Linked DNA regions of Mus musculus: regions 2, 3, 4, 5, 6 and 7 are each linked to region 1. The links are chromatin loops, found by intact Hi-C in ENCODE. Cell type or tissue: left cerebral cortex. All regions are shown on one strand.

The links. Hi-C counts contacts between places; a loop is a spot of excess contacts. Peaks named below come from ENCODE experiments on the same cell type or tissue, not always from the same donor. Only the 100,000 strongest peaks of a DNase experiment are listed, where the experiment ranks them.
Region 2: it touches region 1 in a loop (2.1-fold over the local background); 8 of 42 quality-filtered maps call a loop at or near these places.
Region 3: it touches region 1 in a loop (4-fold over the local background); 13 of 42 quality-filtered maps call a loop at or near these places.
Region 4: a loop joins it to region 1, with 13 times the contacts of the local background. A loop is called at or near these places in 34 of 42 quality-filtered maps.
Region 5: it touches region 1 in a loop (2.8-fold over the local background); 2 of 42 quality-filtered maps call a loop at or near these places.
Region 6: a loop joins it to region 1, with 4 times the contacts of the local background. A loop is called at or near these places in 4 of 42 quality-filtered maps.
Region 7: a loop joins it to region 1, with 4 times the contacts of the local background. A loop is called at or near these places in 2 of 42 quality-filtered maps.

The regions. Positions count from the first base shown.
Region 1 is chr13:6,470,265-6,474,264 of GRCm38, reverse strand. No RefSeq gene overlaps it. Among named protein-coding and RNA genes, the nearest start is that of Pitrm1, 76 kb to the left of the region's middle. In left cerebral cortex, CTCF peaks have their summits at 401 and 2,419 (motif pointing right); DNase peaks (open chromatin) are centred at 2,412, 2,869, 2,970, 3,456 and 1 more place; H3K27ac peaks cover 2,681 bases.
Region 2 is chr13:5,708,965-5,712,964 of GRCm38, reverse strand. All of the region lies in intron 1 of Gm35330 (a long non-coding RNA gene), which reads left to right. Among named protein-coding and RNA genes, the nearest start is that of Gm35330, 14 kb to the left of the region's middle. In left cerebral cortex, no CTCF peak of the experiment used is centred here; a DNase peak (open chromatin) is centred at 1,710.
Region 3 is chr13:4,940,510-4,944,509 of GRCm38, reverse strand. No RefSeq gene overlaps it. Among named protein-coding and RNA genes, the nearest start is that of Gm40658, 220 kb to the right of the region's middle. In left cerebral cortex, a CTCF peak has its summit at 1,846 (motif pointing left); DNase peaks (open chromatin) are centred at 1,463 and 1,835; H3K4me3 peaks cover 582 bases.
Region 4 is chr13:4,660,490-4,664,489 of GRCm38, reverse strand. No RefSeq gene overlaps it. Among named protein-coding and RNA genes, the nearest start is that of Akr1e1, 53 kb to the right of the region's middle. In left cerebral cortex, a CTCF peak has its summit at 1,963 (motif pointing left); DNase peaks (open chromatin) are centred at 1,504 and 1,958; H3K4me3 peaks cover 538 bases; H3K27ac peaks cover 251 bases.
Region 5 is chr13:6,258,775-6,262,774 of GRCm38, reverse strand. No RefSeq gene overlaps it. Among named protein-coding and RNA genes, the nearest start is that of Gm35615, 29 kb to the left of the region's middle. In left cerebral cortex, no CTCF peak of the experiment used is centred here; DNase peaks (open chromatin) are centred at 1,149 and 2,240; H3K27ac peaks cover 1,466 bases.
Region 6 is chr13:6,533,566-6,537,565 of GRCm38, reverse strand. No RefSeq gene overlaps it. Among named protein-coding and RNA genes, the nearest start is that of Pitrm1, 13 kb to the left of the region's middle. In left cerebral cortex, a CTCF peak has its summit at 1,772 (motif pointing right); a DNase peak (open chromatin) is centred at 1,864; H3K27ac peaks cover 341 bases.
Region 7 is chr13:6,176,872-6,180,871 of GRCm38, reverse strand. No RefSeq gene overlaps it. Among named protein-coding and RNA genes, the nearest start is that of Gm35615, 110 kb to the left of the region's middle. In left cerebral cortex, no CTCF peak of the experiment used is centred here; DNase peaks (open chromatin) are centred at 2,062 and 2,353; H3K27ac peaks cover 1,381 bases.

The DNA.
Region 1 (4,000 bases):
AGAGAGAGAGAGAGAGAGAGAGAGAGAGAGAGAGAGAGAGAGAGAGAGATTGATTCAGGCCCTTAGGTCCAGAACCTGCCTCCCCGCTGAAGCAGGGAAGCCAGAGAGAAGACACAGATGAGAAAGGAGAGGAGTGTGGAGTTCAATGGATTATCCCAGAAGGACTTGGGCTTGGTCCAAGCCTAGCATTTGAAAGGGGGACAGAATGAAGGCTCTCTCCCTCTTGAGACTGGGAACACATGTTCTGTGATTCAAAGGGCAGAGCCTCAGCCCATGGCTCATGAGTTATTCATGAGCCGTCCCACTTCTAGGTTTGAGGGATGGTTATTTATAGCACATAATCCTTTTTACAAAATGACACTACCCAGGCTGCAGGCTGAATTACATTTTAAGGCAAGTGTCCTGGACTGGATGGAGATCCTGTTGGTAATACAGAACATACATAATGCGGGCTCGAAGAGGAGTATGTATAACTCGTATTTTTACCACGCGTCTTTACAATAGAATAGGCTTTTGACAGCCATTCCCAGTGGTGACTATGGCTAAGAACAGAGCGGCATGACATCTATTTATATCAATTTTAAAACAGCAGGGGAAAAAAAAACCCCTCAAGCCCTTTTATTCCCACTGAGCAGCGGCTGCATGATGCATGCTGTTGCCCAAGGCTCTGATTTCCTGGCATTCTTCTGTCTTGATTGTCTACATATTTCCCTGCCCACGTGTGCACTGGACAGCCTCTACACAGCTGAGGACAAATAAGGTATATTGCATGTAGCCGGGTCAGGTCTTTTTCTATGACACATAGCCTCCAGGTTTCCACGTACATCCACATTTCATGCAGATGCAAGGGCTTATCTCTGGTGAATAATGAAGAGATAAATGTAAGAACAGTATTGGCAAGGGGCTCTACAAAGGGCAGGGGACATTCCTAGGCGAAGGGTAAACAGTGAGATCCAATGAGGACACTCTCACCTCAGAAAGAATCACTGGAGGCAGTGAGTTCTTGGGCTTAGGAAATGGAGATTAATTGGTAGAACATGCCTAGCTAGCATGCATCCCACTTGACGATATACGTCCACAATGCCAACATGTGCAATATGTAGACAGGAGGATCAGAAGTCCACTGTTATTCTTAGCTACATATCGAGGTCAATGCACACCTATGCTACACAAGACCTAGTATTAAAAAATGGATACAGACCATACTGTGCTCTCCTGTTCTAGCATTAAAAAAGAATTCCTCTGCTCCAAAGACAGTCTCTCATCAGGCAAGATGGTGATATCTTAGTTCCACAATGCAAAATCACCCACTGCACTATCATCATCTTGCATTTTTGAAAGATTTATTTGTTTTTACCCTATGTGTGCTGGTGTTTTGCCTTCACGTGTGTCTGTGCACCTTGTGCATGCAGCACCCAAAGTTGCCAGAACTAAAGTTGTGAGTCACCGTGTGGGTGCTCAGAATTGAACCCAGGTCCTCAGAAGGAGTAAGTAGCCAGCGCTCTCAACCACTGAGCCATTCCTCCAACCTCATAACTGTGATTTTAGTGAGAGATTAAGGAGAAAGGGATCAATCCAACCAACAGAAGAGTATGCACACATGTTTATTAATGATTCACTTATAATCCACATCTTTGCGGTCTGTGTTTGTGCGGGGAACATGCACATGACTCTTCCCACTGAGAATTCCTTATCACAAAGTCCTGCTTTCAGAATATGAAGAGCTATTAGGCCTCTTCTGTGTCTCGTGTTAGCTTTTTTTTTTCAGGATGCAGAGAAATGATGGCAGTACCCACTAGTTAGTTCATCATGCAAGGGTGTAGGCAGAAAGTCCCTGTGAAATGAAGGATGTTCAATTAATAATTCCCACGTTATAGTTGGCTTCATTAGGAAGTTATTACATAAAGAATGGAAGTTCATTTAAAGTTAAATACACACACACACACACACACATAATTTTATGCATAGGGCTCTGGGCTCCTTCCCTAGCACCGTGTGAACAAGGTTGTAATCCAAAGTTGCAAGGGAGTACGGAAGGAGCAGAAGTTAAAAGGCCTCCATGCTATATAATGAGTTTGAGGCTAGCCTGGGATATATGAGACACCACCTCAAAACAAAAGAAAGAACTTCTTGGTTGCCGTGACAACTCATAAACTCCTGGGGATAGGAAATCCATTTTGTCTGATGACCCAGGGAGCTTATCGCAGAGAGGATTTTGGATCAGGTTCATTGAGGTCAAGTGTTCTCAAGAACTTCAGATGCTCAAGGATTTATTTTATTTTACTATCTGCATATATTCGGGAAGACTCTAACACAAGGCAACGAAGTATTTACTAATGTTTTGAGTTCCTAGGAGCCAACCCTCATACTGGCATCCAACCAGGTAGAAGTGAAAGGATTGCATCTCGAGTAAGACACCACTAGGTGTCGCTACCTTCCTCTGAATGGGAGTCACCGAGGCCTCCTGCCATGCGGCTAAAATGAACTAGAGCAAAAATTGTGTTGATTTCAAGGAAAGCGTTCTTCTAATAATAATGAGATGGTAATTAGTAGGGGAAATGGCATAAAATTATTTCAGCATTTAGGAAAACTATGATTCTAAGCTACAGAATTTTTTATTTTTTGTTTGGAAGTTCATTCAGCGAATGTGCAAGAACTTCCGAGTTAATAGCATAGCCTTAATGAGGGAGGATCTCGTTTTTACCCCCTGTGGACAGAACCCTCGGATACTCTCCAGGGCAGTGTAAGGGTGATTTCTAATGGGTCTATAAGATTTCTAAAGGCTCCCACTTGGTCTAGCATAAGGACCCCATTCAATCCTCAGGTAGGCTGCAGGGCATATGGAGACTGACAAGCACTTAGCGGGCATGGACAGGACACCGGACACACCCCAGTCACCTCTCATGTAGCTGACCTCGATTTTACTGATCAGGTTGAAAACAAATTGTAACTTTTCCAAAGCCAAGTTCAAAGTCAAAGTAGATTTCGGAATGCAGGCTGTGTGTCTCTGGGATCCCCGCTGTTCGCATTATGCTTCATGTCTTCTGTGTTTGACCTTCAGTGGGCAACTATTAAGGGAGACAAAAAGGAACCAGAGGGCAGAAATAGAAGGGAACATTTCTTAGAAAACCCCTGAAAGAAAAGTAAACCAGACTAATGCTCTTCTTTTAATTTAGCCCTGTCGTTGCAGAGGTGAGAATTAGGATTTGCAAGGAGCCTCTTCTTTGAACCAATCCAAATAAAATGAAAAAGAGCTTGAGGCACGAGGCTGATGCTGTGTGACCTGAGAAAGTTGAGGCTGCTTCTTTGCATATGCAATGAGCAGCCAGGGTGTGAAAATAGACAGGATCGGGCCTCTCTTGGCTGCGGATTCCTAGCTGTGCCTCTAACACGTTCCTTTCATGCCTGCACCTCTTATACCATTATGCGGTTTGAGCCACATGCAGGAATAATGATTCAGCTTAGACTAGACACAAGGGCCAACCAGATTTGAGCTGATTTCTAAACCAAATCCCAGGTTTGGAAAATTACTAGTGTATGTCGCAGTTGCAATATATTAAGAACTTCTCTAAATGAACCACCATGAGTGGATGTGGTCTGACTCCCACCCTTGGGGTATCCACAGTAACCCTGCACAGTATGCGGAGAATTTCCCCTGTACTTTTCTTCTGCAGTGTGGCATTTGCTACAGGACCCTGCATTACCAGGAACCACAGCTCAGCATTCTTAAGAGAAATATTATTTGGTGTTTAGTGGAGCCCTAAATTAGTGATGCACCGTAGTGATTTTCATTTGGAATACCCTCGTTACCATGGCAATCATATCATGCCATGTTTCGTTGTCTTGGGTGTTTCTAGAAGCAATCCAGTCTCCGTAAACTCCTCATCATGTCGGAGACCCTGAATACTCCACGTTTATGCATGCTGACTGAAATCAGGCATATTAGAACCCCAGGGCCGAGAACACATCCAACTCTGTCATTATGTCAATTTCCTGCATA
Region 2 (4,000 bases), 760 kb after region 1:
CAATAGGCCCTTTTAAAATAAATTCAGAGATACCCATCCATGCCTACATTTTTTGAGTATGATGTATTCTGTATGTTGTTTATAAAACGCAAAGAAAAATATGTTCTTTATTATTTTTATTATTACTATTACTGCTACTAGTAGTACTATTCTCTCATATATCTCATTTATTTCCCCCTTCCACCCAGTCTTCCCTCCTTTCCCTTCTCCAGATCTACTTCTCCATTTCCCTTCCGAAGAGGGCAGGCCTCCCAGGGATATCAACCAAAGGTGCCATATTCAGTTGCAATACTATGAGGCACCTCCTACTTTGTTAGGATTCTATTTAGTGTGTGTGTGTGTGTGTGTGTGTGTGTGTGTGTGTGTGTGTGTATGTGTATGTGTGTGTGTGTGTGTGTGTGTGTGTGTGTGTGGTATGTGTGTATGTGTTTGTGTGCATGTTTGGAGGTATGCACAAATTTGTGCCTGTACATGTGCCTATGTGAGCATGTAGAGATTAGAAATCTATGAGGTTGTGTTCCCTCGTCACTTTCCCCTTATTTTATAGAGACAGGTCTCTCATTGGACCTGGAAGCAGACTGTCTGGCAAGAAAGCCCCAGGGAGCCTCCTGTCTCTACCTACCTAGAACAGCAGCCTCCATGAGAGATTTTTATGTAAGTTCTGGATATCTAATTCAGGTCTTCACGCTTGAGGGAAGTACTCTACACACTGATTGCTTCACTGCCTCAGAGCCTTATTTATGATTCTGTATAAGTAGTTTATTTCCTTGGAGTGAGACCCAGGCGTCTAATTGGCCTCCAAAATTGAGCAGGGACATCTACTTCTCTTTAAAGTCTTCATCTCTGAGTCTTTCCTGGATTCTAAGTCCCGTGACCTGATTCATAGCTCCTGAGTTGCTGGTGGTTCTGGTTCTGGTTACCATGACCTGGTTCTGTAACCAAAACTGGTTTGGGGGGCCTGGTCCTATGTCCCAGTCCAATGACCTGGCTGATTCTCAATCCTGGTTCTTTGACTAGCCATGAGTCCAGGTCCTGTTACTGGCTTCTTGTCCTGGTCTAGTTTCTGCTGGCCCTGTGTCTTAGTCAAGATCCTGGCTCTGTGTTTTGGTCCTACCCTTGGCACTAAATCTTAGTTCAGCTCATTGTCCTGTGTCCTGGTCTTGTTTCTGGTCTGTGTTTTAGTCCAGATGTTGGCCATGTGTTTTGGTCATGCTTTTAACCCAGTGTTCTGTTTCTTTTCCTGTTCCTGGGTGCTGTGATTGGGTTTTAATTTCTGGTCCTAGATCCCAGATACTGGGAAGTGTGTACTTCGATGTTGTCTCCAGCCTCATTTGTAAAGAGGCACTGGCTCACTCTTCTGAGCTTTCCAGCAGCGGGAGAGGGTTTCTTAGGCTGCCTAGCCTCTATACCCTGAGCAAGCAATTGCCTCTACCTTAGGCTCCACCAACCACCAAAATTCAGACTCCTCTTCCCCACAGCTTCATCTGCACTTACAGTTATTACCATAAGTCTGTAGGCTTCAGTTAATCTGCCTAGGAAAAAAAAATCCTGGCCATTTTATTCTTTACCACCTGGGGATTTTTACATGGAGAAAAACAGGATCAGCTTTTGCCTTTCAATTTCAACCAATCAGTCATCACATTCATTGAAAGATGCCTGCTGTCCAATGCGGTGACCCTTCTTGTTCAAATTGAAGCCTTACTCATAATCTGCAGAACAGACTCCAGGCGTCCTGTGTGAGAATGTGGGGGCAGTCTACTTTGTTGTTAAATATGGCACAGTATAAGAAAAACGAAACAGAAAGGGGCTAACTTTTGGAGGCTCAACTGCCCTTTCTTGCAGAGAGTCATGGAAGTAACCTTAACTGCCCTGCCCGTGAGTTCAAACAGCTGAGGAACAGAGAGAGCTGTGAGAGGCATGACACTGTTCATTCTGCACAGACTGATAGACAATCTTTCTACTTGAATGCTTACGGTTTATATAATATAGGGATATATTATAGGACATGTTCCCAGAAGTTCTGGAATGAAGAACAATTAGAACTGAGCATTGGCAAAGTGGCAACCTAGCAGACAAACACTGAATGAGTGCCCAGACACCTAGAACAGCTGTCATTATGGAAACAAAGTGTGCAGTGCCCAGGACTCAGTGACTGGTAGGATCTGGGGGTGGATGGTGGAGAGATGTTGGTCAGAGGTAGACACTTCAATTATAGGATGAGTATGTTGCAGAGAAATAATGTTTGAGATACTGACTCTGGTTAATAATAGTGGCATGGGAGCCAGCAAGAAGGCTCAGTGGGTAAAGTACTTGTTGTACAAGCCTGATGATGTTAGTTCAATCTGGATTCCACATCCCCCAGTGGGAGCAGAGAACATAGTCTCAAAAGTTGTCCTCCCACTTCCACGTGCATGTCCACACTCACAAATGTGCTATGCACTACTATTAACAAAAATTTAAGAGATAGTATATGATGTCCTTGAAGTTTGCTAAAAGGCTGGATTTTATGTGTTCTTGTTCTACACACACATGCACAAAGTTAATACTATAAAAGAATAGATGTACTAATTGGCTGGATTGTGGTAATCTTTTCATATATATATATATATACATATATATATATATATATATACATATATATATATATATGTATCATATTGTTTATCTTGACTGCATAATTTTTATTAAGTATATCTCAAAAACTTGCATATATCTTTTAGAGTAGGGTGTGTTACTATTATAATTCTATAACCCTAGCACCAGAGGGACTGATCCAGCAGAATTGTAACTTTGAAGCCATCCTGGTCTACTTTAACCTCAGTGGAGTATGAAGACTGCTAGAAAATTTATCAAGATGGATGAGTGTTTGATAGAATGTCCTCAAAGTCCAAAGATGCTGCTGTCACCGGGAAGGGGCTTGATTGGTTTTATAACAAGGAACAATCTTTCCATTCCTCTGCTGTTTCTAGTGTATGATTCTGCCCCGTTGGAACCAGCTGTGGAGGTGCTGGGGTGGCTGCTGCTTCTGTCCAATAACAGAAAGACTTCAAAAGGGGATGTCTGATTCAGGCAGCAACAAACAAATGCTTCACATGCCCTTTGCTGAGCTCCTCAGAGTCTGAAGTCTCTGGGGCTGATTTAAAAGCTAGTTCCTGTGGAAAGAATCCAGCCTGAAAGTTCTCTGAAAACAGTGGTGGAAGCTAATCTCTAATAAAACAAAATGTTACCATTCATCTGGAGAGATTTCATACATCAAATACAAGTTAAATAAAAGAGACAATGTGATTAACTCATGCCGACTTCTTTTCTAATATTGACTTTGAAAAGGCCCGGCACAGACTTGAAAGCTCTAGACTCTAACGATAGAACCGCTAATGCATTTACAAGGGCAGTACGTGTAATAAACATGTTTATAAAAATAAAACAAATGAATGCCCATGAATTTCAAATGCCAAATAGTGCAAAGGCACACTAAAACAGACAATAAATTTAAGGGCCCAATCCCAGCACTGGATATCTCTTCCTTATAGCATTTACTTTTTAACAGCACACACAGGACGGGCTGTGACAAGGGCAGTTTGCATCACTCCTCTCTACCTGTGATTCCTGGCTCTTACTGGCTGGCTCTTTCTCCATGTCTTCTCTAAGACTCAGAGATCCTCACACCTAGACATCCTTTTCTTTTGTAGCCTCAGTGATGATGCTGGATGGTTGGAAGTGGGGAGGATTTCACATTGTTGTCAGTCTGCAGGAAAATGCTAAGCACTTACTAAGATCCTTCCTTCAGCTGGAGATGGTGGAAAGGTCAGAGTAGATGTATGAAAGAGCTGCCCACCTCCTAAGATGTTTACCTTCCAGGGAAGAGAGAGCAGAAAGGACAAACAGGATAGGGCAGGCAGAATACTGCACAGATATAAACCATGTCCTGTTGTCCAGCAAAGAGTAATGTCTGTGATTCAGAGTGAAGCACAAAACTAGAGATAAGATGTGTGGCTTGTTT
Region 3 (4,000 bases), 1.5 Mb after region 1:
TTCAAATATGTGACTTCCTTTTTAAATCCTATTATTGCATGCATTATGTATATGTGTATACACACATCACACACACAACAACACAACATATATTTATACACACACACACATGGTGAGTGTGTGTGTGTGTATTCCTAAATATAATCGGCTCAGACTATATAGTGCTATTATTAGGTATGTTTTCAGGACTGACTGGCACTGGGCAAGCAATTGGTGTGGTCCTTTCCAGTAGAGCCAGTTCTCAATGTGTCAGCTTTACTAGGTCTTTGTATAGCTTTGAGGCCTGCTGGGCTTTTCACTATGAAGTTTGGCATGTTCCTTGGTGTCATGCTTGTTCAGCTCACTTTTAGGCAGTCATGTTGCTGAGACTTTCTGGGTATAGCTTCTGGTATTACTAAGAGACATAATTTTTAAGCTCAACTGGGAGCACGACTACTACTCTAATAAGCATTGAACATCCAGTTCTCTTTCCAATGATTTTAACTGTCATCATCTGATTGGATAGATAATTTAGGGAAAGCCATTCATTTGGTGTGCCTTTGTATAGTTTTTAAAGCAAAAATAGTTGGAGTCACATCTTTAAAGAATATCGAGAATTTATATCTAAGTGGCAGATGAGTGGAAACCATCTGGACTGCTGTATAAGCACTATAAGATGAAAAGGAAATATTAATATTGGTTTCTTCAAAGGTAAGTGATTTGATCTATGATGTAAAAGGCTTTTTAAGAAGTGGAAAAGATATTCACTCTTTGTTCTTTTGAAACAGAGCAAAGATAGCATTCCTTTTAAGCCTCAATTATTTATGTTCCTGAAATATATGGGAAGAATTATTGGGCAAAGGCTTCACGTTTCTAAAGCAGCTGATTTTGTAGCTGTCAATTGAGTTATGAATGACACCACTTAATATAGAACATGAATAGCAGAAATGGGAAGGAATAAATTTGTTACATTTGTACATGTTAGATAGTTTCCATTGTTAATCTGACCTAAAGTATCATATCCAAACTGTCAAAGCAACAACATTTATATTGAAGAGAGTAATATTAAATATTTTTATTTAGTGTTTAAAAATTATCAACATGTATAGAAAGAATTTTTTTTCATGCCTGTTCCCTAGGGTCTAGCTCCTCCTAGAACCCCCCAAATCTATCTCCCATATAGCTTCACATTTTGTCTAATTTTTAAACAATAACCTGATAAGTCTAATAAATGCTGCCCATATATTCATAGGGGTGGGACTACCTACTGGAGCACAGGAAACCTTTCAGAGGCCAAAGAAAAGTGTTCCTTCCTACCTCAACAGCCACAAACTGCAAAAATATCTGCAGTTCATTTAAGGCACACAATTATCTATTTTCGTTGGCTGTTGCAAAGTGAATAACATGTTCTTAATCGCGTTCTCACGCCCGGCCAGGAAAGACGCAACAAACCAAAATCTTCTGCGGCAAAACTTTATTGCTTACATCTTTGGGAGCCAGGAGGGCAAGCGCCCAGCGCCCAGCCCCAAAAACGAAAGCCCCCTTCTTACATCTTTAGGAGCCAGAGCTCCGGCGCGCGCGCTCTATTGTTTACATCTTTAGGCAGCGAGCGAGCGCAGGGCGCGCAGAGCCAGAGAGATGCCAGCGAGAGAGAATGGCGGAAAACCCCGTCCCCTTTTTTAGGAGCGTTATATTTCGCCTAGGACGCATCACTCCCTGATTGGCTGCAGCCCATGGCCGAGCTGACGTTCACGGGAAAGGTAGAGTACAAGTAGTCATAAAATACCCTTGGCACATGCGCAGATTATTTGTTTACCACTTAGAACACAGGATGTCAGCGCCATCTTGTGACGGCGAATGTGGGGGCGGCTCCCAACAACATGTGCATATTTAAATACTGGAAAGATAGTAAACTCTTCATGAGCAGAACCAAGCCACAGGCAACTTTGCTGAAGGTCTGTGGTGATCTTAACATGGAAATTAGCTTTGCAGTCTGGAAATGGGGGTGAAAATCTAATGGAATCCTCTATGAGCTGTTTCCCTCCAAATTTGCTTTCTTTGTGTCAATTACTCAAAATTGCTTCATGTGTTCAATAATGTCTTCAATTTTACTCTTTTACACCTCAGTGGTGGATGCTCCTAATGTTCATAAATATAAAGGTAAGCAGTAGCAACATGAATAAAAACATTTGACCCATTAGAAAATATTTCAAGATGTGAAGATGGCCAATGTGAGATCTGGTTCATCAGAATATGAATGTGGTAGCATGAGAATCCAGGAAGGCATGAAACCATATGACCACCATCAACCTGAATGATAGCAAGCCCAAGTGAGGCCAAAGATGGTACATGGCTCTCTAATACCCACTTCAGATATGACTGCCTAATTTTGATCTTTGTCTTTATGAAATGCTCTGAAACACAAGTTTGAATATCTTAGTACTATTTCATGAAATAACACCATGGGCTTAGTCTATTTTTCTTAACATTATTTTATTTTTTTGTCTTTTTATTAGACTTGTGCCAAATTATACTTTAGTGTTCCATAGTATCTTCATAAATCCAATCCTTAGGATTGTTCTAGGATGATTTTCTCTTTTACCAATATTTTTAGAAAATAGGTGATGAGTGTATCATTTTGGTCTCTTCTCATGAAATAAAATAATATTCAAATTTTAATAGTCTTTTGAAGTACGGGTCTATTTGATGGGAAAATGACTTAAAAGTATTATTTTCTATGTATTGATCATGGTTCGATTATTTTAAAAGTTAAAGATATAAGTGTTAGTATAAATGTATGCTTCCATTTCTCTGGGTTCAGTGCCTAGGAATAAAGCAGCAAGGCCATGTGACGGGTTCATAGTTAATGTCTAAGAAACCCTAGAATGGCTCACACAATGCACCTGACTTACCAAAAGAAGAGGAGTCCCTGTGCTCCTCATCCCCTGTGGTACTCTTGTAATCGGCAAAAAGCTTCATCTCATTCTCACTTCATTTCTTTTTCTATAATTCTTATATTAAGGAATCCTTAAGAATCCCATAAGTATTCCTTATATATTTGCTAGTCTTCCCATTTTGTTTTTTATTAACATGTTATCAATTTGGTCATGTTTCTGCTGTTTAAAATTATGTCACTTATTCCTAATAAGCTGTAAGCATTGTTTATATGTTCTAGTCATGAATTTATAGTTGGATATATATATGTTTTCTGTGAATTTTCTTTTACTCACTAGCCTATCTTTTCTTTGTCTTTTTCTTTTTTAAAGTGTTAGCTAGGAGTCATTGCCCAAACAAAGAACACAGAACATGAACAAATTACATCAAATTTTGGGGAATGCTTTGAATTTTTCCTTATTACCACTGTCATTTTTTTCTGCTAAAAATCTTCTAGTACCACTCCTAAAGGGACAGTGACGTTTAATTCTATCAGGATCTGTTAGAATGTGGAGTCTGCAGAATGGCCAACTCAGCAATTATTTTCACAGAGTTTTAGGATCACTTAAATGTACTGTAGCACATGCTTGAGTCTCAAAGGTTTAGTTTAAAAAAATTAGTAAAAATAATCCTAAACAGATATTTTTCCTAAATGTTCTAAAAAAATAGAAAAATGTATACTTGGTAATACCTTTAGAATTTACCACATATTACAATTGACTGTCATTTTTATGATAGATATATTGAAGATCCCCGATGCTCTGTGTTTGAAAGTGAAGATATTCACCATAACAACCCCGGATAGCAACACTTCACCATTCAAACATGTCCAGGCTCTGCACAGGCTAAAGAAAAAGTGAAGTTCCATCGTAAGTGAAATCTGTGGAGATCATTGGAACAAACAAAGGGCTGATTTCTGCCTTTAAAATGAAAGCCTTTGGAAGTCAAACATTGACTACATTAAATATAAATGATAGCAACTCATAGATAAATTACATATCTGTAAAATTAATAACTAAGTCTGCCATTTGGCAAACTCTACATTCCAAATACACTCGCTGAAGATCATTCTAAGGGCATAAAATAA
Region 4 (4,000 bases), 1.8 Mb after region 1:
TCAATTTCTTGATTATTTCAAAGGCCTTTAAACCATATGAAGTTCAGATAGTTACAAACGGCCACCACCAGTTACAAACGGTAATTCAGTTCTTTCTGCAAACCAGTATAAAATTCTTAACTGACCTGAAGGGTACCTTTTGACTAGGACACTATTTATTTTAATGGAGTGTTAAGAAAAATGCACAACAAAGAAGGTGCCATTTAGAAACTCCCAATAAATCAAAGCAGGGAATTATTTGTGTAATAATACATATAACTTTGATATTGTTTAATGTTATTATTTTTAAAATTATAATCCTAACTGCTGACTTAATAAACACATATTTCATAAATTGCCTCTTTACCAACAATATTTCTTTTCTTTCATTTTCCAAATAGTATAAACTAATAATAAATGATGCTAATGTTAGTTAACTAGTCCACAAAATTGAGTACTGTAATATTTTGTGTATTAGTTGAAATATAAATTAAAACTCATATATCAATAAAATGAAGTCATGTTTCAAATTTATGTATCAATCCATTTGAAAAATATGGACTATTGAGGATGCCATAGCATTAAAAAGTACTTGAGAATGCTAGATGTTTTAATATATAACTTTAAAATATGGAGCCTGGAATTTACTCTGAAGTCAGTCATGGATCCTGTATGAACTTCAAAATATTTATAGCTGTCTGAAGCTCAGGATAAGAGTGCAGAAGACCAATATAAGCACATTGGTTGTTTCCAAGCGGGATGTTATCCATTCTTAGGGACTCCTCCTACCTCTTTTTGTAGTGTTTGTTTTTCCAGACGTTTGTTTGTTTGTTCACTGGTTTGATTTCATTTTGGCTAGAATTATTTAACTGAAGAAATAAAATCTGGTCAGGAAAATGGGAGGAGGGGGGAGAACACGTAAAATACATTATTACATTTTTGAAGGTTCCCCTTCCTTATTGTTGAGAAATTAGACATGTCTATTTCCTGTTGGAGAACTTAAAATGTTTTCTCAAACATGAGTAAATCTGCCCAATAAAAACATTTTTACATTAACTCTGATATTTAGACACCCTTAAGCATTATTTTATGATTTCTTCCTGAAGGCATAAAACCTCTTTGCTAGGCTCTGGAATCAATAAACAACAAGTGTCAGGAAGACACACTCTTGACTCAAACCCAGCAATTTTGTTGTTGTCCTCTCCCTCTCCCTCTCCCCTCTCCCCTCTCCCCTCTTCTTCTCCCCTCTTCTTCTCCCGTCTTCTTCTCCCCTCTTCTTCTCCCCTCTTCTCCCCTCTTCTCCCCTCTTCTCCCCTCTTCTCCCCTCTTCTCCCCTCTTCTCCCCTCTTCCCTCTCCCTCTCCCTCTCCCTCTCCCTCTCCCTCTCCCTCTCGCTCGCTCGGCTGGGATTTTTTTTTTTTTTTGAGTTTCCCGTCGGTGAGTCATATTGTACTCTAACTTCCCCTTGGAACCATATGGGGCAATAATAAAGTGCTCCTCAGTACACAGCTATGCAGTGTTCCTTAACTGACTAAGGGGAACACTATGAACGCCTATCGTTGTCATAGATGGACATTCAGCCAAACAAAGCGACACGGGAATGGAAGCGAGTAGGAACAATGGATAATGGGCACTTTTACAGCTTTAGGATTTTTATGGGAAAAATAAAAAAAGCAAAACAAGTCCAACATGACCTTTGATAAAAGCACAGGAAAGCAATATCCTTAGTCACTTCTATTAAAAGACGCTTACAGGACTAGGACAAAGCCACAGATGTCAGTTGCCAAAACGTGGGGGTTTGGGGTTTGTTTTGTTTTTTGCTTGTTTGTTTGTTTGTTTTTATTAATTTAAGGAAATTGTCTTTAGGATTAAATCTTGCACAGTGTAGCACTACTTACTGTTAAAACAATTAGGAACCTTTATCAGAAAACACTAGGGCTATGAGCAGGCAGTCCCTGTCCCGGGAATTGTGAAAATAGCTAAGGATTTAGCGCCATCTGCAGGAATCAGGAAATAAAACCTTTTGACCATGAAGTTCTCATTACTCGTGTCCACTAAAGTAGATTGTTTTTGTAGTTTTCAGCTGAAACCCTCCTACTCCTATATCTAAGATTCATAGGACGTCAACAATAATGACTGACCCTCAGTCCTAAAAATATTTACAGGCAAACATCACTAAATAAACCTCTGTGTGTGTGTGTGTGTGTGTGTGTGTGTGTGTGTGAATATGTGTAAAACAAAAGTAGTTAAAAGGGGTCATGAATTTGAGAAGGAGGGGGATTGGCAGGTGTAAACAGAAGGAAGGTGGGGAAATTATATAATTATATTTAGTTGAATTTAATGTTTTAAAATACTTTTTCTTGCTTTTTGCAAATGATGCCTTTGTCCAGGAAAGTTCAAGAAAAAAGGTACAGAGGGTAAGATAGATTTGACTCTGACTCATCCATAACTAAGGTACTGTTTGAATTAATTTTATTCCTGAGTTGCATTAGTCAGAGTTATCGCTTTTATGAAGAAACATCATGACCAAAGCAGCGTGGGAAGAAAAGGGTTTATTCAGCGTAGTCTTCCATATCATCTGTTCACCAGCGAAGGAAGCCAGGACAGGAACTCAAACAGGGCAGGAACCAGAGGCAGAAGCTGATGCAGAGGCCTTGGAGGAGTGATGCTTACTGGCTTGCTTCACATGGCTTGCTCAGCCTGAGTTCTTATAGCATGCAGACCCATCAGACCCTGGGTTGGTTCATCTCATAATTGGCTGGGCCCTACCTCATTGATCACTAATTAAGATGCAATGTTCTACAGGCTTGCATCCAACCTGATCTTAAAGAGACAGTTTTTTAATACATGTTTCCTCTTCCCAGATGACTTAAGCTTGTGTCAAGTTAACATAAAACTAGCCAACACCTACTTTAAAAAAAAATCTTTCATGTAAGGGTGGGTTGTGTGCACATGGGTGTGTATTAGTATGCATTTGTACATAGAAACTAGAATATGCCAGGTGCTGTGGAGAATTGCAGGCTGGTCTCCAGTTGAGCTGAGGTCTGAACCCCATTGGTCATAATTCACCTACTTAACACAGTAGGCGTTCCCTCATGCTCCTGGAACTCTGGCCCCTGCCTAAGGTACCACTTTCCACAGCTCCCTGCAAGAGAAGCATGGTCAGTAGTCACGTAAGCAGCGGCCCAAGCTTCTGACCTTCAGGCTAAACTCCTCCCCAGTTACCTAGCAACAGTGAAGACCATAAAAAGGGCTGTTCAGCCCCCATCTCTTACTCTTACTCCTTTGTTCCTTTACCTCTCACTTCTCTCACCCTCTCTCTCCCTTCTCTTTGTCTTCTATCCCTTCTCCTTTCTCTTTGTCTTCTTCTCTCCTCCCTCCTCTCTCTTTCTCTCTCTTTCTGGATAGCCTCTCCCCCTCTCCCTTCTCACTTCCCTCCTGCCTTTCTATAATAAAGATCTTAAACCATAGAGAGTCTCTGCTCCATCTAGATCTGCTTTGCACCCTCTTGCCAGTGTTGGGAACTCCTTCCCTCATCCCTCTCTCCTACAACCCCGGGGCTTTCTTTAGCAAGGTAGCTCCTGGGTCCCCGTCGGTCAGGGGCTGCCCCTTTTCCACCTCCACCACCACCACCACCACCACCACCACCACCACCACCACCCAACTTCGTGGGTCAGGCATGTTCACCTGGGGCTGAGTGGAAAGCGCCAGGAGCTCTGCCTGCTTCTGCCTGCACAGGAACTCTGGCCAGATGTTTGGCTCATTTTCCTTCCTCTTCTTCCCCAGGGCCTTCCCAGCGCGCCCCCTCCCCCCTTATTTTGTTCCCAACAAGGTGCCTCAATTTTTATGACTCCTGGGGCTTGAATTCATGTACGCATGCTTTTATAGAAAATATTCTTGCCCATTGAGCTATCTCTCCCTATCTTTCCTGTCCCTCTTGCTTATTTTTAAGCTGTTCTTCAAACACATAGTTGACAAATGTTTCCAGACTAGACACTGTGGAGAAACACTGACAGAGCCCT
Region 5 (4,000 bases), 210 kb after region 1:
ATTTGTTAATTATGAAGTGAGTGCATTGCTCATAGGGATTCTTCTGTCAATGTTGGAAGGTAGGAGGATGAAAAGATGGAGAAAGAAACAGGGAGGGGAGAAATAGAAAAGGAAAGAGAACAGAGTGAAGTCCACACTTGCCTCTGATGATGCTAATCTTGATTGTCAATTTGACATGATCTAGATCAATCTTGGAGACAACTTTCTGGGGGTGTCGGGGAGGTAGTGTCTAGATTACTTTAATTAAGGTAAGAAGACACACACTAAATATGTGAGCCACCATTTCCAAGGCTGTGTGTAGTTCCAGAGAATGGAAGGAAAGCTACATCTGAGTGCCAGTGACTGGTGTTCATCTTTCTCCGCTTCCTGACTGGAAATACAATGTAACCAGCCACTCTCACCATGTGGGGAATATACCCCAAATTGTACCCCCAGATAAACCTATTCTTTTCTTGATTTTTTTTCTGCTAGGTTTTAAGAGTCTCAAGAACAAGGATGGTAATAACCACACCTCTACGCTCTGTCCCTGCCGGGTGAGCACTGAGCAACTCAGGGTGAAACACAATATGAAGAGGACAGTACTCTCTTCGGTGTAGTATCAGAGGAGCATTTCACAAACCCAGCTCCGAGTATTCACAGCAAAAGTCTCAACTCAATATTCTTTTCACTTTGTGTGAAAACAATGGGAGCTGATGTTTATAAGCCCAGAGAAATGGCGAGCATTAAGTATTGCTTGTTAATTTCAGATTACAGTAGAAGGGATGATAACAAATGGAGGCTTCTCCCTGGTTCTTATTTACCTTTCGGGTAATATATGAACAAAAGGGAGGTGATAAAATTAGAAGACATCCCATTTAAAACAGCTAAGAGGAGCATTGTACTGTTTACATGCCAAGCAATTACCTGGTATAAGTCTTTGCTACAGGATATTATTGTGACAAACAGTTTCAAGTAAGAATTAGGCATTCATAATAAGAACAACAGGTGTAGTCACAACATTCCAATCGAATTACAAACCCTATCCATCTGCATGCAGGATGCTTATTTAAACTGCAAAGTAAAGAAAATACAGCCTGAAATCTAAAGCTTAGCATCTCCCAGTTTCACTAACGCTCTCAGTTCCACTTTGACTGTATGAGAGGAACTGTTCTTTCTGTCCACACGCTTTAGTTTTTCTATTCCAGATCATTTCCATTTTGCTTCAATACTTAATGTATTACATTCACTCTTCCTTTAGGAGTTCTGTCTAAATTAACTTGAAGAGAACAGCACCGCTAAGAGTATGTAGACATTAAGGATGATGAAGGGGTTGCCCTGGTCACAAAACAAGATGAGTCAACCTTCAATAATGTTGGCGGCAGTGTCTCAAATTATTGGCTACACTGAAAAAAATAACCAAATCTCTTTCTATGTTGTTATGTCTTTTCTTATAAACTGGTTGTAGCCAGTATAAATAGAACCCATTCTCTAAAATGTCTGAATTTAAATTCTATTAGGGAAATCAGCCAGCAGTCTAAAATGACTGACTGTTGGGCTCCCCTTTTCTCACTGTCTTCTTGGTAACAACGCACACTACAGACCAACAAGGACTTTGGTCAGATCAGTAATTTACCATTGTAAACACTACAACAGCAACAACCAAAATCCAAAACAACTGTATTTACTGATTTCTAGTCTGTTAAATTAATGTAGAAAAAGGTGCTTATGTATATAGATACAACTTGACTAAGCCTGGCTTGTCTAAACTGTTACATAGTTAGAATTACACCTTCTAGGAGGCAGTAAGGTAGCTTATTCAGAAAGCTTCTTAATATTTATGAATTGACAATGCAATGTACATACATAAACATATTTGGTATTAAGTATGGATTTACATAATTCTTTAAGTCTGCTTTTAATATGAACCAAATGAAAACAACCTTGTGCTTATTAGGTTGTTTATAATACCTTTGCATTCCTATTGAACATGTTGTTTTGCTTTGCTAAACTGAATGCAAACTCAGCCTAAGTAGTCATCAAAATAAACTGACTTTTAACATTTTCGCACATTTTAAAAATCACTCTATAGCTTGAGGAGTAGGGCTGAGTCTATAAATGAACCGTTAGTCATAGATATAAATATTCTTTTTGTTTTTAAAGAGTGCCAAGAAGGCAAGGAATGAGCAAGGATTCTATTTCCATATTCTGGAATATTTACCAAGGGAATTTCAAAGCACTCCATTTTACCAGCTGCCCATTCCCTTGGGAGCCATTACTAAATTAAAGTGAAGTTCAACATTCACACACACACACACACACACACACACACACACACACACACACACACACAGTGTACTAAACATTTTCCCTTTGAGATCAACAGAGGTATTCTCAGAGGAAAGTTGAGCCAGTCCAGCAAACATCACTCCCACTTCCGTCATTGCTAGTCTCCTCAAGTTCTATATCCCACACTCAAACTAACTGCTTCCTGCCTCATGGTTTTTCTGCTCCTGATTTCCAGTTGTTGTCTGCCCTTTGCTCCTTGTTCTTAGCCCTATAATTGCCTTATTTGGACAACTAATCCTCACCCAAATTCTAATCTCTGTTCTCCTCCTGTTTTGCTTCTAAAGAAATGTGATTCCTGCTGATGACGACAATTCATCTGTTTGTGATTAAACACTTCCTGGATCATGAAATATCATTTCTGGGAATCTACCCCCAAGAAATAGATGTTCATATGTCAAAGAGATATCCACAAGCCCATGTTTCTTACAGCAGCACTTTTTAAATTAGGCAGAGTATGGAATGAGCAGAGGTATGAAAGAATGAAAGAACAGATAACTGGATAATGGATATATACTGTTCAATTTAATGTAGAAAGATAACTTCTACATAACCCCACTTATAGGAGATATCTGAAAATGTTGAACTTATGAATGCAATATCAGAGTGGTAGTTATAGTGGTTGTGAATGTAAGACTCTGGCGAGCCTTAGGTTAGTAGGGACTCCCTGAGTGAATGACACAGAGATGGGAATCAATGCAAATAGCAAGAGGGATTTATTGTTTCAACATGTTGAGGTCGCCCTGCACATGGAGAGAGAGAAAGGCCATGCGTAGCCTGTCCAGCGAGCCATACAGTTCTACAAGTAGCAGCCATTAGGCACAATGTGATTCGCAGAAAAGTATGACTTTTAAACTAATTGGTCTATAGGGAATGAGGTGGGTGGCCAATGATAGCAGAATGTGCCTATGAGATCTGGTGGTCGGTTCCTCCTCCCTGTGGTCTGAGGAATGTAATTAGTCCCTCCCTTCCAGAGGGGAGGGGTCCTGTAGAATTTTCTAAAGTTCCTGAGCTGACCTCTTCATGAGTACGGTTTTGGAAAGATGGAGGAATGTTGGTCAAATCAACAAATTTACAGTTAGATTAGAAGAGTAAATTCAAGAGGTCTATTGTATAGTACAGCGAATATAATAAGTATCAATGCATCATGTTCTCAAAATATTCAAAACAAGAATTAGAGGGAAGTCATAGAGTTGTGATGAACACAGAAAGTATAAAAACAAAAATGGAAACAAAAAACCCATGATGGCACATGATGGTAAACTCCATTAATTGGGCAGCTCAAGCAGAAAGATCTCACCTTACAAGCCCATGTAGTCTACCCAGAGGATTCATGTACAGCCTGCAGAATTTAGCAAGACTCTGCTCCAAAATGAAAGTAATTATAGCAACAATAACAAAGGGTTGAAGATGTAGCTCAGTAGATGAGTACTTAGCATACGCATGGTTCTGAGTCCCACATCTAACATTGCTGTCAGTCAATCCCACATGTAGCTACTTTGTGCTATGGTATTCAAAGGTCAGGAATGAGTGCTCAAAGTGACTTTGGCCTTGTCAAGACAATAGATACTGTCTGTGCCTTGTAGATGAAAAATTCAATATGAACTGAAGTAATCAGAATCTTCAGAGGGCCTGACAGAAATTTTCTTGATGTTGAAAAATAGAATCAGACAGTCAC
Region 6 (4,000 bases), 63 kb before region 1:
ATGTTTGTAAACTGGAGAATGACAACTTTGTTTCTGTAAACCACAGACTTTCCCTCTTTGTTCTTTCCTCATGGTTTTACACACATCAGGTAAGACTTCTACCACTGGGCAGTAGCCCCACTTCTTCACCTGCCACCTTTTTAAATAAAAAAATAAAATTTCAAAAACAGGTACAGGGTTTTACTACATTGCCTAGGCTGGCCTTGAACCCATTTTGTAGCCCAGTAGATCATGCTTGACTTCCCAAATACCTGGGAATGCTACCAGGCCTGGCAAGAATTACCCTCTTGTTTACCATTTTATTTATGACTTTTACTTGTGTCTTAGTCAGGGTTTCTATTCCTGCACAAACATCACGACCAAGAAGCAAGTTGGGGAGGAAAGGGTTTATTCGGCTTACACTTCCATACTGCTGTTCATCACCAAAGGAAGTCAGGACTGGAAATCAAGCAGGCCAGAAAGCAGGAGCTGATGCAGAGGCCATGGAGGGATGCTCTTTACTGGCTTGCTTCCCCCGGCTTGCTCAGCCTGCTCTCTTATAGAACCAAGACTACCAGCCCAGAGATGGTCCCACCCACAAGGGGCCCTTCCCCCTTGATCACTAATTGAGAAAATGCCTTACAGTTGTATCTCATGGAAGCATTTCCTCAACTGAAGCTCCTTTTTCTGTGATAACTCCAGCTGTGTCAAGTTGACACAAAATAGCCAGTACAACGTGTGTATGTCATGATAAAGAAAATATATTTCTTATTTTAGTTGATTTTAACCTTATAAAATGATATTATATGTGATTTAAATTTGAGAGATATATGTAAAAAAAAATTCGCTGTGGTGACTTGAATATGCTTGGCCCACAGGAAGTGTGGCCTTCTTAGAATGGGTGTGGCCTTGTTGGAGGAAATGTGTCACTGTATAGGTAGACTCTGAGGGCTCCTAATGCTGGAGCCCCGTCCAGTATGGAAGGCACCTAGCTGCCTACAGGAGAGTATCTTCCTGGCTGCCTCTGCATCAGGATGTAAAACTCTCAGCTCCTTCTCCAGTACCATGTCTGCCTGGAACCTTCCATGCTTCCCACCATGATGATAATGGACCAAACCTCTGAACCTGTAAGCCAGCCCCAGTTAAATGTTATCCTTTATAAAAGTTGCCTTGGTCATAGTGTCTCTTCACAGGAATGAAACTGTAATTAAGACCTTTGGGTACTCTGCTTCTCCAATTAATATTACATAGCTAAGCTATGGTCACATGGCTGGATATTAAACTTAATAGTTATATCAGTGTGAATTAAATACTTGTATTTTTTCAATTTGTGAAAGACAGCAACAGAAATTTGACTAACACCCCCCACAGGGAAAAAAAAAAAACTCTCACGAAGCCCAGACAGGAGCCAGGTTTAATGTAACACATTAATGACGGGGGTGAGAGGAGATTTTTATATAATCATTTCCTTGATGGATTTTCCAGATTCATCTTTTATGATTTTTATTTTAAAAACAACAACAACAACATCAACATATATTTTTAGGAGGGGAGCAGGTAGGGAGACACAGTTTCATGCAGTCTAAGCTAGCAGCAAATTCAAGATGTAGCCATAGATAACCACAACTCATCCCCTTGACTCAATCCTCCTGACTGCTGGGATTCCAGACATGGCTATCACGCCAAGCTTAATTTTAAATCACTTTATTTCTTCTTGCTGATAGAATAATCTCCCTTAAGTCAATCTGTTTCCAAATCCTTCAAGTTTTCACATTGATAGGAAACACTGTAGCCACTAGATGGCCATCCTTTCCTTCTCACGGTTTCCTTGGCAAAGATTCTGCTTTTGAGTAAATACATCCTTTACAAGGCTTATTTATTTTTACTAAAATTGCTTTCATGACAGGGATTCAAACTTACAACCACTTCATACAGCTGGGTTGGCATTTTAAGAGCCATAAGCGAAGCAAAGCAAATGTCACTGTAAATAAGTGGAGAGTGAAAGGGAGTTTTTAAACAATGAGCTTCTGCCGTGTGGCACTACTTGGTCTTGTGCATTATGTAAATAAATGCACAGTGCTCAAGTTTCTGGCAGGAAAGCCCTGGATGAGAAGTCTGGAGTGGACATGGCTCAGCTTTGCCTGGTGACATTCATTAGGGCCCCTCACTGTTCACTCTGTACCATCTCGGTTTTTTTTCCCTCTCCCTCCACACTCTCTATCTAGTCTTGTCATTTATCCAGGGCTGCATGTTATTCCCTTAGTTACAATCGTTAGTTAAGTAAACCAACAAATCTTTCAGGCCACACCAGTAGAGACCTATTTCCAGAATGTTTTTGGTGAGGATCCAGAGACAATCACTGGCCAATATGTTGATACTTCCACATTTTTCTTTATGTTTTTCAATATTCCATTTACTTTTTATAGCACATGCATGAGGAGGTCACAGGATAGTTTGCAGGGTCATATGCATTCCACATTCTAGGCTTTAAAACTCAGGCTATCAGACTTGGAGGCGAGGGCTTTGACCTGCAGAGCCATCAGGGTGGCCCCTTTCCACATTATTCTGTATAAATGTGTATAAAGATATGTCAAAACAACATTTTGATCAAATATGTATTTTCTTCACATTATACTTCTGTTAGCATTTCTATTTTAAACGTCTTCAACATACTTATTTTTGTTTTATTGGGAGACAGGGGTTCATGTACCCCTGGTGGGCCTCAAACTCCCTATGTAGCCTATATGACCTTGACCTCATGATTCTCCTGCCTTTACTTCCTCAGATCGTGGATGATAGGTAAGAAGCACACTAGCTTGAATATTACTGGGGATTGAACCCAGGTATTCTTGCATGTTAGGTAGGTACTCTACCAGCTGAGCTACAGCTCTAGCCCAAACATACGTATGTGTTCTTTGAATATTAAATTTGTTCTTAGGCTTTATGTATAATGGATTCTGTTACTCCAGCTTTGACCCTCTTGCCAAGGACCAGCCTCATCTTGGAGAGGGATTCATGAGAGAAGGAGCTTTGAAACAAACAACTCAAAATCAAATCATGGGCTAAGAGCTGATGGCCTATGTTCTGCTGGAGATAGCTTTCTAGATTCCTTCTCCCTCTCCTTCTTGCTCTCCCCCCTTTCATCTCTCTCTTTTGTCAGCTTTCTCTGGAGATCTCTAGACATCTTTCTGCTCAAGACAGCTTTTTTTGAATTCTAAAAATCTTCTGGATAGCTCATCTTTTGCAGATAAAAAAAAACAGTCTTTTACTTACATATCAGATCAGTAATTACTCTAGGTTCCCTTTAGATCATCCTATGAATCAACAGCCCATTATCCCAGCCCCCAGATTCTTAAGAAGAGTTAGCATGTACAAGCACAAACAATAAGATAGGCGGGTGAGACCCTGCCCTGGAATTACTATTCCTTCAATGCCTGGGCCTGGACCTAAACTTCCTCTGTCCCAAGCTGACCTTAGAACTCAGGAATCTGCCTGCCTTTGTAAGCATAAACAAAAAAACTTAGCTGGGTGGAATCTTGCCATGGGATCACCACTCCCTAAGTCTTTTTATCTCTTTCCTTTGTATCTTTCTGGCAAGCTAGCTCATAGTGCAGCTGCCTCTGCTCTTTTAGGTCTGTGAAGCTCCTCATATAACTCATATTGCACCCTTATGTTTTGTATAGTTGAGAAATTATATATTTTGGACTCATGTTTTCATCATTCTCTCACACAGTTTTAAGGGCTGTCCTGAAGGTCACAGACCTCTAACATTTGGCTGAGACATTAGACACACACTTGCCTCCTGGATGCTGTTTCTGATTGTCATTGATACTAGCAGAGAGGACATTCCTCGAAGGAAGGTCATAAAAATATGTACATTATTATACAAGCAAATCTTATGCCCACAGCAACCATCAACACTCATGGAGGTCCATGCCCTGCTGACTCTGGTCCAGGGTGGAAACCATGTCATTCTGTTTCTCACAAGCTGGACTTGGTACCCTCTCTTCTCTCCTTCCAT
Region 7 (4,000 bases), 290 kb after region 1:
TTACTGATGGTGTATTTTCCTGCATCATTTGCTTTTGCATTCCTTTCCACTATCCCAGAAATTTCCATGGCAAAGTGACTAAAGGTAATAGTGGATACTCATCCAGTAGCTTCAAATTTTTATGGGTCTTTTACCATGGGCCAGTCAGATAGGCCTATGAGACCAGGAAATGAGAGACACAGTCACTTGGAAGCAAATAATTGTGAGTGTAAAAAAAAAAAAAAGCCAATATGAAGAATTAGTGAGATCCTGGGTGTAGCTCAGTGGTAGAGTACCTGCCTAGCATGTGCCAGGGTCTGTGTTCAGTCCTCAATATTACATAACCAATGAACTCTTGTTCTTATTTTTAAAAATAGGTTTGGGTGTAACTTGTGTGCAAACACATACACGTGTGTGTGTTTATGTATGTGAGCACACATGTGTGTTCATACATGGCATTGTGTTTATTCATCTGTGTATATGTGTGCACATGAGTCTCTCTCTGTGTAAATGGTTTGGACCAGGAATCTGTGAAACCATGGAGCTGCCTGTTAACACCACACTGTGTGCCCAAGGTCCTTTTCTCATGCAGGCTAGAGAGAAAGGAAACATTTTGGGCACCATGACACCTCTAAAGAAATATCCTAGAAGGGTCTCAGACTAGAACTGATTTTCTTTATAACAACTTTGAAAGTGAAACAGAAATATCCCCAACTAAACTCCCGGGTCTAGTTCATTCCAAACCACTGGCCCTTTTCTCCCTAGTATATGGCTATATAGAACTTTTGGGAGAAGGAGACAGGAGTGGCTTCCCAGGTATAAAGTCAACTGTACCAGATGTCTTACACAGACCAAGTCTGCATTCTGCTTTCCCTATTGAAATCACAGAAGAATTCCACTATTTTCCTAAATTCTTATATTCCTTTTTTCTTTTCTGCACACACATTCATTAAGCTTTTGACTAGAGGATTGATTTTAATGAAATATGGCCCAGGGATACCAGCCCATCATTTCACTTGACGCTCATCTCAGAACGGGATGCTCTCATTCCAAACTCCAAGCTCTCTTTGAAATCCACTGGCTTACTCTTACTTTCCTCTCCGTTTCTGATCAATATAATCAAAGGACTCACTGTTGGCATAATAACCTTCTGGTTGAAATTCAGTGGCTGTGGAGTTTCCTCCCTTCATTTTTTCAGTGCATACTCCATCGCTTTGGATGCTGTGTGACTAACAGAGAACAATTGAGCTAGGACAGGAAAACCTACTATAGACATACTGCCTCTTCACCCCTTCAGTGTGTGTGTGTGTGTGTGTCTGTGTGTGTTTAGTCTAGGGGACAGTCTCAGGTATCATTGGCTAAATACCAACCATCTTTTATTTTCCTTTGACACATAGTTTTACACTGTTCTGAAATAGGCTATTGTCTACCCAGCAAGCCTCAGAAAGGCTCCTCCTGTTTTTACCTCCCCTAAACTGGGGTTGCAAGCATGTGTCACACACGCAGCTTTTTCATACAGGTTCTGGGGATCAAACTCAGGGCTTTCTGCTTGGAAGGCAAGCACCTTATCAACCAAGCCTTCTCCCCAGTGTGGATTTGCTCTATGAGAGCACAGCCACACTTGAAGCTGCTGAGCAAGCTTTAAAATAAACTCTTAACCCAGCAGGAGTCTTTCATTCAAGGAAAATAATAGCAAGGGGACTGATGTGTTCAGGAATTGCCATGAGCAAGGAGTTTATGCAAAAATAATTCTTCAGAAATCTCTGCAGGATCTGAGAAAGGCTGGTAATTACAGTGTCAACCTGGCCTTTCCAAAGATACAGTTTGTGGAATGCAGTCTTTCCTCCGCCTCCTTCAAACTACTGAGCAATAAACAGTCATTTGTGATAATTGCCAAAGACGACCTTTGCTGGGGAGATACGGGGTGTGAGATTCTGGTTCCTGTGTCTCAGTACGGGGCCATTTGTCTCAGCCATTTTTATTCCAGCAGCTCCTGTACATGACTCTCGGCCACCATCGCCCACAGTGTTTCTGTGGCTCCAAACCCACCTTCTGGGCTCTACTTTTAAAAGGAAGAACAATGTCTATTTTTGTTTCTTCTCTTCCTCTCACACCCAGTTCAATGTGATGCCACAAATATGGCTAGCTGTTTGGAATAATTTGCAGAATTTAACATTACAGGCAAGCTCCATCCTCCCAGTGTGTATTTTGAGTATTTTATCATGAGTGTCAAGATTTTATGCATTACAGTATGCTCATGATATTTCTCCATGCTTTATTTTGGGCATGATAAAATCTGTAGCAATTAGTTTCTCACAAGTCTATTTTGTGCTAAGGAATCTGTTATTTGCTCCTCGGGTGGGTTCTTTGATTCTACCTTTAACGCGACTGACTCTCTTTATTCCCAGACTGATGCTCTCTCTTTGGGTTTGGCACATGTCCTCTGGCTTCTGGCTTCTGGGCTCTGCTCAGCCTTTTGAAATGCAACTTGGTAAAATGTCAAGTGCAAATTAAGATGAAGCTATAGGGTGGTGAACCATAAACATGAGTTAAATTTTAAAATGTGCTTTTACCAACAGGAAATGAGAGAATGTATGCATGAAGATAATGTGAAGATTGAAATTCATATTTTAATCCTGTCCCAGGAGTCAGAAAGAGAATAGATGTCAGTTGTTTGGGACCCCTTAAATGGATCACAGCTGACCTGAAGGGAATAATTTAGTTGCAGGTATGTATTGCTTAACAATAGTATGTGAGAAAGAATCCATTAGGTGACTTCATTGTGTGAGCATTCTGGTGTCCTTATAAAAACTTAAATGATGCAGGTCAGTCCCTCTGTGTAGCATCTTGATGCAGCCAAAGTAGGAGGAAACAGGAGATTTATCATCTGTTTCTGCTATAAATAAGAAAGACAAAACCAAACACTCTTTTATAGTAACTTTATTTATACCTAAGGACACATAATATTATATACCTAATTATAGGTAATACACTTTTTAAAATATTTATTTTGTTTTTAATTGTACATGTATATGTGGGAGGACATGCACACGTGAACGTTGGTATCTGTGAAAATCAGGAGTGGACATCAGATCCCCTGGAACGGAACCTATAGGCAGCTATGAGCCACCCCACATGTATTCTAGGAACTGAATTCAAGTCCCTCATAAGAGGTATACTCACACTTAACCATTGAGCCGTCTCTCAGGGATCAACCATTGAAAATACTTTCAAATACTGATTAAAAGTACAGTACCACAAATAAGTAAACCACAAACCTCGTCATTTTTATCTTTGTCTCATTTATACTCCATATACTTTTGTGCACTAGACTTCATACAGTTGGAAGAAATACCGATATTGACTTAATGATGTCAATGAGATTGATCCCTGCAGAGAAATACCTCACATAGGCATCTTAGGGTTTAGGTGATTCACGGTTGCTGAGGCTTCCATGTACGGGCTATGTTGATTCTGACCTACCGCATCATGACGGCAAGAGCTTCTTTCATGGCATGAGAAAAGCAAAACAAAATGTACAGGTCTAGGGACCAAATGAAAGCTTCAAATGCATTTTGCTGCCTTCAGAAAAATGCTAACTGCTAATTTTTCCAGTACCTCTCCAAATAGCGTCACCTCATGGGAAAAATCTTTAATTCACCAGCTATTGATGGAGGAGGGTACTTCTTATTTAAGCCATACCAATATTAATGAAGGAGTTTGCCCAATGTGAGCCACTTGAGAAGTGCCTTGTATATAATCTATTTAAGCTGAGATACACATTGCTATTATATAGAGATAGAGAGAGATTTTATACACACACATGTATATTTTTTATATATATATATACATATATATACATATACATATACATATACATATACATATACATATACATATACATATACATACACATACACATACACATACACATACACATACACATACACATACACATACACATACACATACATATACATATACATATATACATATATATATATACATACATATATATATA